2 separate regions of the Homo sapiens genome follow, and region 1 is linked to region 2. The links are chromatin contacts, found by Hi-C or POLR2A ChIA-PET in ENCODE. All regions are on one chromosome and are shown on one strand. Each heading gives the region's core, a stretch centred on a gene start or an enhancer-like site at or near the end of the contact. The rest is flanking DNA. Distances are from core to core; before and after follow the strand shown.

Region 1 (7,064 bases), core at 4,246-6,745, 330 kb before region 2:
ATGTGCTTTTAACTCTGATCTCACTGAAACTACATGATTTCTACAGTCTTGCATATCTGGTAAGAATAAAGTTCACACAGAATAATATTCTTATACTCATTATTTTTACTGCAGTATGCAGCTCTTACTATGAATTGGTGGTTATTACTTGAAAAAGGAAAACAAAACATCACTGGTGAAAATGTAAAATGGTACAACCGCTTGGGAAAAGATCCGTTTCTTAGCAAACTAAACCTATACCTACCATATAATCTAAGAATTCGAATCCTAGGTATTTCTCAAGAGAAATGATATTATTTAGATTCCATTTATACGAAGTTCTGAAACAGAAAACTAATCTGCGGTGGGAAAACAGTTAAGACAGCTGTTGCCTTGAGAGGGTGTGAATGGAGACCGACTGAGAAGAGACATGAGGCAACTCCAAAGTGATGCTTATAGTCTGTACCCTGCTGCAGGCTGCGTACAAACGTGAATGAAGGCTTCTATCAAAAGTCACTGATGGGTGCTCACTTCAGTAGCACATACACTAAAATCGGAACAATGCACAGACGATTAGCATGGCCTCTGTGCAAGGATGATGCACACATTCGTGAAGCAGTCATTAAATTTTTTTTTAAAAAGTCACTGACTGGTACCCTCAAGATTGTACATTTCACTGTATGTAAACTTCACCGAAAAACCCAACCAACCTATAAACAAATACTGAATTCTAAGTGTTCAGAGGTGAAGTATATCGATATTTGTAACTTGCCTCAAAGAATTCAGGCAAACTGGGTGGACAGAAGGATGGACAGATATATAGTTACATAATAGAGCAAATACAATTAAAAGTTAATTGTAGGATCTAAGTAGTGGGTATACGGGTGTTCACTGTACAATTCTCCAAATTTTCTATATGCCTCAATATATTCTTAATAAAATGTTGGGAAAAATGCCTGATTGGCTTTCTTAGCCAGAGTTACATTATACAGGTATGGATACGTAAGTATATACAGAGGTATAAACATTATAAACATAAAATTACAAAACTGCTGCATACTTTATATCTTATTACTATACTTGAAGAAATCATGCTTAATATTGCCAAAATACTAGTCCTTTAATCTCCATTTATTCCCAAACATTTATTATTATTATTTGTAATGATACACAAGGCACTCTACTATGTGCCTTGGAAAATAATGGCTCACATTTTAAACACCTAACACATGCCAACCATTTAATCCATTTATGTTCAATATTTTAAGAAAAGTACCTGATTACAAGCATTACCACTGGTTCACAGTTTTAAGTTTTTAATAATTTCAGCACTTGTGCACAGGCAATTGCAGTTTTTGTTGTTTTTTTTTTTTTTTTTTTTTTTTTTTTTTTTTTTGAGATGGAGTCTCACTCTGTTGCCCAGGCTGGAGTATGGTGGCACAATCTCAGCTCACTGCAACCTCCACCTCCCAGGTTCGAATGATTCTCCTGCCTCAGCCTCCTGAGTAGCTGGGATTACAGGCGCCTGCCACCACGCCCAGCTAATTTTTGTATTTTTAATAGAGATGGGGTTTCACCATGTTGGCCAGGCTGGTCTCGAACTCCTGACCTCCAGTGATCCGCCTGCCTCGGCCTCTCAAAGGCATGAGCCACCACGCCCAGCCGCAATTGTCATTTTCTTAATTAGGATTCTGTAAATACATTTACTTTTATTTATTTTTAAGACAGCATCTCCCTCTGTTGCCCAGGCTGGAGTGCAGTTGCACAATCACAGCTCATTGCAGCCTTGAACTTCAAGGCTCAAGTGATCCTCTCGCCTCTGCCTCCCAAGTAGCTGGGACTACAGACGTGTGCCACCATGCCTGGCTAATTTTTAAATTTTTTACTGGAGACAGGTTCTCACTATGTTGCCCAGGCTGGTGTCAATCTCCTGGACTCAAGCAGTCCTCCCACTTCAGCCTCCCGAAGTGTTGGGATTACAAGTGTGAACCAGCATGCCTGGCTTACATTTATTTTTATCTCAAAAAGGTTTATTGTTTTTTTTTAAGTAATTTTTTGGCTTGGGGATCAAGGACCTGAGAAAAACTACAACACATGAAAGAAGGATGTTCCCTTTAGGTTTTGTATCTTATATAAGTCATTCTGATTTTTTTAAATCAATTGTAGATACATCTGCTAACCTGGGGAAGAAAAATAACATGGAAGGACCTTGATTTACCTCTCTTTGGGAAGACAGGCAGCAACTATTAATATTTCCTGTAGACTTTAATTATCCTTTTGGATAGTAGAGTGGCCTAGATCATGTATATTTTATAATCGTACTTTCTCTCTTAGCTAGTGCCAAAAAGAATCCTAGGATTTCTTTTCACTTTAAAAATAAAATCTAAATTTTATGCTATTGATTAAAGACCTTAGGAACCCACACATATTCATGAGAATAAACGTGAAGCTCATAACACTCACTAAAGAGTCATTTACCAGGAGGCATACTGAATGGAAAGACAGGGTTAAGGTGAAAAGGTCACGACAAACGTTACGGGCTGTTAAAGACCTCTGTGAGGCCAGAGACACAAATGGCTGCAGGAAGTGACCTCATGTACCACTCATGGTTCACAGAAAAAGATGTTGCAATGTCTCGCCTACAGATTATTTTTTAGAGATGGAGAAGAGGGTTAGAACCTGGGAACAAACTGCAAGACATTCTGATATTTTGCATAGCACACTCTGGGGGTGACCACTGAGGAAGACTTTTAAGGAAGCAGCTGATGGCCTATCTGCCAGTGCCACGCTTTTATTTAATCACTGGCTATTAGAGCAGGTTTGGGGAGGTTGAGAGTAAAATAAAAAATGAACAGATTTTAGAGTCAGGCCTAGATGCAAACCTCAAGTTGGCTGCTCACCCACTAAGTAATTCTGGATACATTTCTTTACCTATCAGTGCCTCTATTTCCTCAAGAGCATAAAACCACCCACTTGTCAGGGTTGCTGGGCAGACAAATTGAGATCAAATATTTTAAAAATTTAGTTCAGTACCTACTGTACAGTAAGTATCCTGTCAATATTAGTCTCTCTCCTTTTTGTAAGTCAGCCCTTGGTTTTATTAATGCTAGAGCAAACATTTATTGCAAAGCCTCTCCTGGTCACAGGCTACTTTGGTACAGCAAAAACACTAAGAGAAAAATCCTCCCCATCTCTTCTCAGGCCATGCAGACATTCTCAAGCATGCATGAGGAGGTGAAAGTGAAGCTACCATTTCTGGTTTTCCCTAAGCAGTCTAGTATAAAATGTAGGTGTTATTTATTTATTTATTTTTGAGACAGGGTCTTGCTCTGTCGCCCAGGCTGGAGTGCAGTGGTGCCATCACGGCTCACTGCAGCGTTAACCTCCTACACTTAAGTGATCTTCCCACCTCAGCCTCCTGAATAGCTGGGACCACAGGTGTGCACCACCATGTCTGGCTAATTTTGGTATTTTTTGTAGAGACAAGGTCCCATTATATTGGCCCAGGCTGATCTCAAACTCCTTGACTCAAGTGATCCTCCTGCCTTAGCCTCCCAAAATGCTAAGATCCACCACGCCTGGCCTCCTTCAACTTTTAAAAATTATATGTCTAATATTCTTGAAAAAAAAAATCTTCCAAATCTAGCACAGGCCATTTATATGAGCAATTTTGTAAATGGTTCTGGGAAAATAAGACGGCGAAATATAGAAAATTCTAATTCTCCTTAGCTAAGAAAACCATTCAATTAAGTGACCAGAAGTAACTCTGAGTCTGCAGAGATGGTAACATCCAGGCACAAGCTGTCATGCACCTAGGAGGTTGCAAGGAAGTATTTCTTAACAAAGACACTTCCATTTTTAAAAAACTTTTTACGTTAAAATTTTCAAACATATATAAATGTTTAACAAATCTCTGTATATCCATGACCTAGTTTCAATGATTATCAATGATCCCATTTTAAAGCTGGAACTTAGAGATACTATCTAATCTGTTTATCTCAGTATGTTTTTAGCGACACATATCTTCAGAATGGTATTCCCCTTGCGGGGAACAGAATTCCTTACAATTAAAACCTCGAAAGTCGCAGTGGAAATTACCTAAATTCTGATATTATTAAAAAAAAAATAAAATAACATAAAACTATTGATTTCTCTTTTCCTAAGTAAAGAGAAAGGCAGATCTTCTAAATGTGGAGTTTTTTTTGTTTTGTTTTTTGTTTTTTTGAGATGGAGTCTCGCTCTGTCGCCCAGGCTGGAGTGCAGTGGCACAATCTCGGCTCACTGCAAGCTCCGCCTCCCGGGTTCACGCCATTCTCCTGCCTCAGCCTCCCGAGTAGCTGGGACTACAGGTGCCCGCCACCACTATTTTTAGTAGAGATGGGGTTTCACCGTGTTAGCCAGGATGGTCTCGATCTCCTGACCTCATGATCAGCCCGCCTCAGCCTCCCAAAGTACTGGGATTACAGGCGTGAGCCATTGCGCCCGGTCCTAAATGTGGAGTTTTTACTTCATAGAATTTTTTGTCAAGTCACTATGAGTGACAATGATAGAAATCCTTAAGTTTGCATCATATTAAATAAGTCTTTCCAAAGACCTTGGGAAGACAATGAGTTCAAAAAAAAAAAAGTCAGGGAAGGCCAAAAATGAAAGGAAGGCACACAGGGTACATTCACAGAGGCACTGATATGCTCCTGATTCCCAAATCTTTAGGTCTCTTTTCTTGTAACTTCTATTTTATTTTATTTTTACTTTTGAGATGGAGTTTCACTCCTGTTGCCCAGGCTGCAGTGCAGTGGTGTGATCTCAGCTCACTTCAGCCTTCACCTCCTGGGTTCAAGCAATTCTCCTGCTTCAGCCTCCAGAGTAGCTGAGGTTACAGGCACGCGCCACCATGCCCAGCTAATTTTTTTGTATTTTTAGTAGAGACGGGTTTTCACCATTTCCAGGCTGGTCTCGAACTCCTGACCTCAAGTGATCTACCCGCCTTGGCCTCCCAAAGTGCTGGGATTACATGCATGAGCCACCACACCCGGCCTATTCTTGTAACTTCTACACAGCATCATTCACCATCTTGGACAACCTAATCACCCACTAACACAACTGCTCTCACCACTTCTCCGAGCTCATTATAAAACTAGAAGGAACCGTGTTGGTAGATGCAACAGTGTTTCCGCCTCTTCACCTCCTTACCATTAAGAAAACCACTTGTGGCATATAATTGAGTAGCATTTGCCATCTCTGCTGTGGGGAAAGCCCTCTATTCTTCTCAGGTGAGCAAAACAGAACTTGCTGCCACTAGAAACAAATATAAGCAAAAGAAAGCAAACTACCCCCATTCCCCACCTCCCTTAGGCAGCCTCCAATTATATGCAAATGTGAGCTGATTCATGTGGAAGGGCTCTATTGCAGAGATCTAGAAAGTTCCAATTAGGCAGGCTAGATGAGGATGAGTGATATGACCACACTCAGCAGGAAGCTTCAGGCCTAAACACATTAACCAGAAATGACTCTACAGCTGGTTTATAAATATGACATCATATAGTCTGAGCTGCGGTCCTTGCTGCCCACTGAGAAGTGTTCACTGTCATCTGACTTAATTAATTCTAAAGGAACTTCCATTTCTTCTGACTCCCAAGTGAGCTTCAAAATCTGTATTTAACTGGCCACAATTTCACATTAAATAACTTTGGCCAATGCTTTTTTCTTTCCCTTTTTTTTGTTTTTGGAGACAGAGTCTCGCTCTGCCACCCAGGCTAGAGTTTAGTGGCGCGAACTTGACTCACTGCAACCTCCACCTCCTGGGTTCAAGTGAGCACGTCCAGCTAATTTTTATATTTTTAGTAGAGATGGGGTTTCACCATGTTGGCCAGGCTGGTCTCGAACTCCTGACCTCAAGGGGTCCGCCCACCTCAGCCTCCCAAAGTGTTGGGATTACAGGCGTGAGCCACCATGCCCAGCCCAGTGCCTTTTTCTAAACCCTGGTAATCTGGCGCTTCCTTCTCCAAAGAACATTTACATGCCTCTCAGAGTGAGTGAGGCCCTACAAGGCTAGCTGGATCACAACTTACTAGCAGGAGTTACATATTTAGGGAAACAGGAGAGCACAAGAGGGGGAAAAAGTTGGAAAAGAGTTTGGGAAGCCCAAATAGGAACACAAAAGCCGTGTGACAAAAATGAAAGGAAGGTCCACACAGTACCTTTGGGAAGATGATGCTGTCCATGTCATCACTGGGTGAGTGAAAGAGGTCAGAATCACTCCCAGATTCTCTTTTAAGTACACCTTGTTTTGAGGTACACTCTCTGCCCAGTCCAACATCCAGGAAGTTCTCACATTCTGAAAAAGAGAATTTATTCACCAATATTGAAAAAAAAAAAACAAAAAAACCAAAAAACAAAAAGAACCACTTCCTTTTCACCCCAGCAACCAGTCTTTTAAATCTCTCTCTCACTCTTTTCTCTTCCTTCCCTCCTTATTTCTTTTTTTCAAAATTAAGAAGCTATAAAAGGACACAGTCAAATTAGTAGCTCTGCTACTCCAATTCTAGGTTGAAATAGCTCCTACAGGACAATCATGCATCTGCCACGTTTATATTAGGTACAGAAAGATAAAAGGATGATTTAGAAGCATATTCTACTTCTATTTAGATACCTGAATGGTAATGCTTTCCTCATGGTAGTGAGGGCATTTTTTTTCTTTTGTCTTCAAAATCCAAAGTCTTTTACTAGCAACTATGTGATGGGGTTTGTTTTAAACTTATAGGTTCTACTGAGTAATAACAGAAATATAATTTAACTTTTCTTACCATAAATAGCTCTTAAATTGGGGGCATAATATGCCAAAGTGGAAAAATTTATCATTTAGAATGTTTTCGGTTCAATAACTAGAACAGGGACCCTGGCAAGCTAGAGGGAGGGGTCTGTGACAGAAATACTACCTTTGTACATTGAGGAAGCCTAAAAACTTAGTAGCTTGAAATAAGCAAGGTATTCTCTCTTATTAACTTTGCTTTTCTGTTTTGTGTTGTTTATTTTGAGACAAGTTCTCGTTCTGTTGCTCAGGCTGTACTACGGTGACATGATCTCAG
Region 2 (6,389 bases), core at 1,175-3,674:
TTTTTACCCATTGACCAACTCATCTTTGTCCCTGACCCCACTACCCTTCCCAGCCTCTGGTAACCATCCTTCTACTCTCTATCTCCAAGAGTTCAATTTTTTTTCTGCTCCCCCATATGAGTGATAACATGTGATATTTGTCTTTTTGTGCCTAGCTTATCTCACCTAACATAATGTCCTCCAGTTCCATCCGTATTGTTGCAGATGACAGTATCTCATTCTTTTTTCATGGCCAAATAATATTCCATTGTGTATATGTATCACATTTTTTGATCCATTCATTTGTTGGTGAACATTTAGGTTGATTCTCTACCTTGGCTGTGAATAGTGCTGCGATAAACGTAAGTGCAGATAAGAGCGCATAAGAGTGTAGATATCTCTTCGATATATTGCTTTCCTTTCTTTGGGTGTATACCCAACAGTGGGATTGCTGGATCGTATGGTAATTATATTTTTAGATTTTTTGTGAAACCTTCATACTGTTCTCCACCTTGTCTGTACTAATTTGCATTCTCACCACCAGTGAATGAGGGTTTCCCTTTCTCCACATCCTTGCCAACATTCATTACTGCCTGTCTTTTGGATAAGAGCTATTTTAACTGGGGTGAGGTGATATCTCATTGTAGTTTTGATATGCATTTCTCTTATGAGTAATGAGATTGAGGATTTTTTCATATAACTGTTGGTCATTTATATGTCTTTTTTTTTTTTTTTTTTGAGACAGGGTCTTGCTCCATTGCCCAGGTTGGAGAGCAGTGGTGTGATCTCAACTCATTGCAACCTTCACCTCCCAGGTTCAGGCAATTCTCCTGCCTCAGCCTCCTGAGTGGCTGGGATTACAGGCACATGCCACCACGCCCAGGTAATTTTTGTATTTTTAGTAGAGATGGGGATTTTGCCATATTGGCCAGGCTGGTCTCGAACCCCTGACCTCAAGCGATCTGCCCGCCCTGACGTCCTAAAGTGCTGGGATTACAGGCGTGAACCATGGTGCCCAGCCTCGTTTGTATGTCTTCTTTCGAGAGATGTCTATTCCGATCTTTTGCCCATTTTTAAATTGGATTTTTCTTTTTTTGCTATAGAGTTGTTTGAGCTCCTTATATATTGTGGTTATTAATCCTTTGTCAGATGGGTAGTTTGCAGATATTTTCTCCCCTCTGTGAGTTGTCTCTTCACTTTGTTGATTGTTTCTTTTGCTGTGCAGAAACTTTTTAGCTTGAGATGTTCCCAGTTGTCCACTTTTGCTTTGGTTGCCTGTGCTTTTAAGGTCTTACTCAGGAAACATTTGCCCAGAGCAATGTCCTGGAACATTTCCCCAGTGTTTTCTTTTAGTAGTTTTATGGCTTCAGGTCTTAGATGTAAGTCTTTAATCCATTTTCATTTGATTTTTTTTTTTTTTTGAGACTGAGTTTCGCTCTTGTTGCCTAGGCTGGAGTGCAATGGCATGATCTCGGCTCACCGCAACCTCTGCCTCCTGGGTTCAAGCGATTCTCCTGCCTCAGCCTCCTGCATAGCTGGGATTACAGGCATGTGCCACCACGCCCAGCTAGTTTTGCATTTTTAGTAGAGACAGGGTTTCTCCATGTTGGTCAAGCTAGTCTCGAACTCCCGACCTCAGGTGATCCGCCCGCCTCGGCCTCCCAAAGTGCTGGGATTACAGGCATGAGCCACTGCAATTGGCTGATTTGATTTTTATATATGGTGAGAGATAGGGGCCTAGTTTCATTCTTCTGCATATGGATATCTAGTCATAATAGAGTTTTGAAATACAAATGGACCCAAAGTTATGCAGCAGATGGGGGATTCCTAGAGTGGATGCTTGGGTTATGTTGAGCTCCAAACCCCAAGGCTTAAGGTAGAATGATTTTGGTTCTGATAGACGGAGGAAACTCCCAATTCCTTAGTATTAAATTCTCCTAGGAAGCTATTTTCTGACTTGCAGTGCCCTGTTCTGCAAGGATCGAGTCACAGGAAACATCAAGAAAGATGTGGTTAGTTCTTTACCAACTGCTGGACTGCTGGAATGTCCTCTGCCTTGATTCAGATGTTACTGGGGTGGGAGGGAAGCCCCTAATTATAGTCAGTTACTGACTCATATCCATACTTTGCTCATGGTTATTTCCTCTGAGAAGAAAATATGTGGTATTTTTGCCTAATGGGTGCGTATGTGTGTGTTGTTTATTATCTCTCCACAACGTCTTTACATGACCTTTAGCTGTAGGGTTGGGCCTTCCTAGGAGCTCTTAAGTCAGCTCCAGCTGTGCACACTGCTGCTGGATTGCTTTCACAGGCACACCCAGAATGTGGGTGTGGCATTGAAATACACAGCTCTCTGGGGTGTCATTTCACACTACCTGCTGTGGTCAGTAGCAACTGAACAGGATCTGGAAGCACACCTGCTCCTAGGAACTAGTCAGGACTCCCTAGGTTACAAGGAGCAGAAACCCAATGCACAGATTTAAAGGCAAAAAAGACTTACTGGCATATGTAACTGCATAGCATTGGAGGAGATTCAGGTACAGCTGGATCCAGGCCCCCACAGGATCATTGGAAGCTATTTCTATCTGCTTTCTTCTGTATTGGCCTCTTTTCAGGTGCACTCTCCCCCATCTGGTGGCCTGGGGCATATACAGTCTTCTGTTAATATTTTACTTGCTTATTAACTCCAGTATTTTTTATATACTGAGTTCTTTTTGAATGCTCTCTCTCTCAATAATTCCAGCAAAGGTTTGGAGACTTTTAATGGTCCAGCTAGGGCTATGTAACCATCTCTGAAGCAATCACATTGGCTAGGGCGGTAGAGTGGTCTCACCAAGAGGACACACATGCCCACCCCATTTCTGAGGCAGGGGCTTAGATCCACATGACACGGATTGAGAAAAGAAAGGTAGCTTTTGTTATAACAACTATTTGTACATACAAACTTCTCTGGAGTTAATTTTAGATAACTAATTTTTGAATACAGCGAAGTTTGAAATGATAGATTATAAACCTAATTTGTGAACATCGTCTTCCTACCTAACCGTATTTTATGAATTTCCACACTTAATGAAAATATGCTTTAAAAACATAGAAGTTTTCAATTCAAATGAGTAAGAAAGTTTCTGTACCGGGCATGGTGGCTCATGCCTGTAATCCCAGTACTTTGGGAGGCTGAGGTGGGCAGATCACTTGAGGTCAGGAGTTTGCGACCAGCCTGGACAACATGGTGAAACCTCATCTCTACTAAAAATACAAAAATTAGCTGGGCGTGGTCGTGGGAGCCTGTAATCCCAGCTACCTGGGAGACTGAGGCAGAAGAATCACTTGAACGTGGGAGGCAGAGGTTGCACTTAGCCAACATCCTGCCACTGCATTCCAGCCCGGTCGACTGAGCGAGACTCCGTCTCAAATATATATATATATATATATATATATATATATATATGTTTTTTTTTTAATAAAGCAATTGGGCAGCAACAGAGCGCTTATGTCTTTATATCGAATGGAAGAAAAACCCAATAGAAGAAATCTACTGCTTCTGACAGATCTTAGGGCATAATTTATTCAGACTTGGGGCCTTGAGTTCAATTTGATTCATTGAAAGCTCAGGAAACATTTTGGTTTGGTTTAAAGACTTGCCCATTTAGTTTTCCTACTGAAGGGATTTCTAACACAGTACCTGGAAAAAGAAAGTGTTTCTAGATTGAAGGAGTTTGCTGCAAATCTTCTCTCTTATTAAAGAAATACTCGTATTTCTGACTTCATATTTTCCCTTCTCTGAGGGGGCTTGTATTCTCTTTCATTGCACAGGGGTAAGATGCATTTTGGAGATGCGTTGCTTGATTTTAACTTCTGGCTCTGTTTCTCTGACTGTGACTTCATCAGAAAGCTAGTCACTCAGTGCCTTTCTATGCTTCCATTTCCTCATCTGTGAAAACCTACATAGGATAACCTACAGAAACTACTTAGGATGGTGCCTGGCACGTAGTAAGCCCTTTATTGGTGTTTGCTACCACTATTGTTATTTCATGAGCTCTCAAAGCACACAACCACAAGCCTGTTTTACTTCTGGTTGAGATGAAGCTTGGAGGGCAGAGGGCAGACGCCTGAAGCTAAGCAGCTTATTAAAAGTAGAATAGAAATAGATGAGAGGAAACCAAAGTGCTTTTCTCTTTAGATAGTTATCAAAGCACGCTTCGCTGCAGACTATGGGCTTGGGTATGGCCAGAGATCAAAGGCCCTCTTATGTGCAGTGACATTTCTGAGCACAGGGCTGAGTTATAAAACCCTTGAATGGAAGGTTTTGGAACTTGGAACACGGCTTGGGCTAGAAGGGCAGGGTTTTTATAGAGGCGATTCATGGAAGCGCTTATGCTGGTGAAGAACCCAGACTGTTATGACTCACTTGTCTCTTTATTGCTTTGGACCAAGAACTGTTGTTTCCTTTTAAGTGCCCCTGTAGGAGATGAGCTACAGACTAGGGCCAAGATAACTCTTGCAGGAAGACAGAGTGGCTTCAGTGAGTGTGAACGGGAATACCGCCTTGTTGGGCTCTGGGTCAAGTGTCCTGGACGAGCAGAATAAGGATTTTATTTTACCAGGGTAGAATTGCTTTTGGAAACTGGCAGCATCCTTAAAATCTTAAACTTCAGATAAGCTTTCCTTTTGTCTGTCTGCCATTTTCATTCTCTGAAAGCCCAAACTAAATTTGATGGTGTGACAAGTAGAGGACAGAAGAACAACTTTGGAAAGTAGAAATTAATGTGTCTGGGCTGCTACATATAGAACTAGGGATAGCAGAAGGGGTCATTTGAAGTCCAGGTTGCCTGAGGTCCTGCTAGATCTCCTGGGAAAAACTGAAGGGGACTTTTGGACTGATGGTGAGGCCTCGTGCGGTAGGCAGACTCCTAAGATATATTGCAGTGCTCTCTAACTCCTGGTCCTTACCTCTTTAGGTAAGCTCCTCCCCTTGTGTTCAGGCCAGACCTATTGACCTGCTTCTCATGAATGGAATATGACAAAAGCAATGGGATGTCACTTTCATGATGAGGTTGCAAGAGGTTGTGATTTCTACTTTGCTAGGAATCTCTCTTGCTGCTGCTTTCTCCTCTCTATTGACTTCTTGGCTTGTGTGCTTTGATGCTGAAACCAGCTGCCATGTTGGAGGAACCTGCAAGGCAAGAAATCCAGGGCAGCTTCTAGTCAGCATCCAGCAGAGAACTGGGTCCTCAGCCCAACGGCCCAAAAGGAAGTGAAACCTGCCAACAGCCACCGGATGAGTTTGGAAGTATATCTTGTCCCAGTTGAACCTTGTGTTGACTGTAGCCCAACTGGAGTAATTTTCAATGCAGCAATAGATAAAGAATATACCAGGTCAGTAAAATGTACTGTCTTGAACAAGGAGGGAAACAAAGATTACCCTCAAACTCTGGGGCTTTGGATACTCTTTATGAGTTTGGAACTTATTGTGAAGTAGCAGATCATCCAGAATTCAAGGAGACAGTGGTTCTTGGTCCCTGGGAGATCCTAGGTAATGTTATGGTCTCCAATACAGTGCTTGGCAGTTATTCCAAGACATTTGAGAAAGGATGCTAAAGCCAAGAGTGCCAGGATTGCTTTGGAACTCCTAATTGAAGCTGAAGTCACTGGTTGGGAGAAAATCTCCTCCTTGGTGAACAGGAGCAGGAAGTATTAAGTGTGGGGAAAGACAGAGGCAAATCCAAGTCTTTATTTATTTATAATTCTGGTTTCAGAATGGAGCTACCACATGGTCAGGAGGAAGAGACTCACAAAGAAAGATGAAGGTTGCAGAGAGGTGCTATGGAAATAGCACATGCTAAAGGAGTCTTCTAAGCAGCCCAGAGGCGATGACATACCAGTGCCAGCAGAGGAGGAGAACCACGCTTCAGTATAACAAAAACTTCAATGAATCATGCTCAATGTGGAAAAGTCGAATAGACATGGCTGAGGATAAAAGAAAAGAACGTACACATAATCTCACTACCCAGAGAGAAGCAATGTTGACATATTTCTCTTCCTCAATGCATATTTATATATTGTTGATATTTTTACTGTCTGTGCAATTTTGCTTTAATTAAACATTTAGATTATGAAATAATTCAAACATACCAAAACAATATGTCACCAAGTGTGGCAGTTTGGATTAAGATGGGTGGCAATAGAATGAGTTCCTCTTCATTCCAGGCAATAACATGGGCTTAGACAAGAAAGACATTTATTTTTCTGTCACCTAAACTGTGTCTGTAGATGGTCAATCCAGGGCTGGTTTGGCAGTTCTATATCATCAGCACTGGGGATGCAACCTCCACCTCTCTGGTGTGCCATTCTTGGGATGCCTTTGCATTTGCAAGATGGTTGTTGGAACTCCAGAAATCTCACCCACATCC

Evidence for each region. A loop is a pair of places that touch in the nucleus more often than their neighbours do. ChIA-PET counts read pairs that join two places held with the same protein, here RNA polymerase II (POLR2A). Pooled maps may share reads with other maps.
Region 1: a loop to region 2 is called in a pooled map, with 2.5 times the contacts of the local background. The contact joins two enhancer-like sites. A Hi-C loop is called at or near these places in 2 of 50 pooled maps. POLR2A ChIA-PET finds 5 or more read pairs at or near these places in 5 of 52 experiments (MCF 10A, OCI-LY7, Panc1 and 2 more).

Annotation. Positions count from the first base shown.
Region 1 is chr15:85,645,067-85,652,130 of GRCh38, reverse strand. AKAP13 (A-kinase anchoring protein 13) reads right to left here. Exons shown (of 37, transcript NM_007200.5): 10 at 6,177-6,313. It also overlaps the pseudogene RNU6-1280P. Among named protein-coding and RNA genes, the nearest start is that of LINC02883, 110 kb to the left of the region's middle. Within about 2 kb of position 5,495, at least 4 of the 41 ENCODE cell types and tissues checked have a DNase peak (open chromatin) inside an H3K27ac peak, as active enhancers do.
Region 2 is chr15:85,314,331-85,320,719 of GRCh38, reverse strand. No RefSeq gene overlaps it. Among named protein-coding and RNA genes, the nearest start is that of MIR7706, 63 kb to the left of the region's middle. RefSeq lists an enhancer at 2,116-2,215. Within about 2 kb of position 2,424, at least 7 of the 41 ENCODE cell types and tissues checked have a DNase peak (open chromatin) inside an H3K27ac peak, as active enhancers do.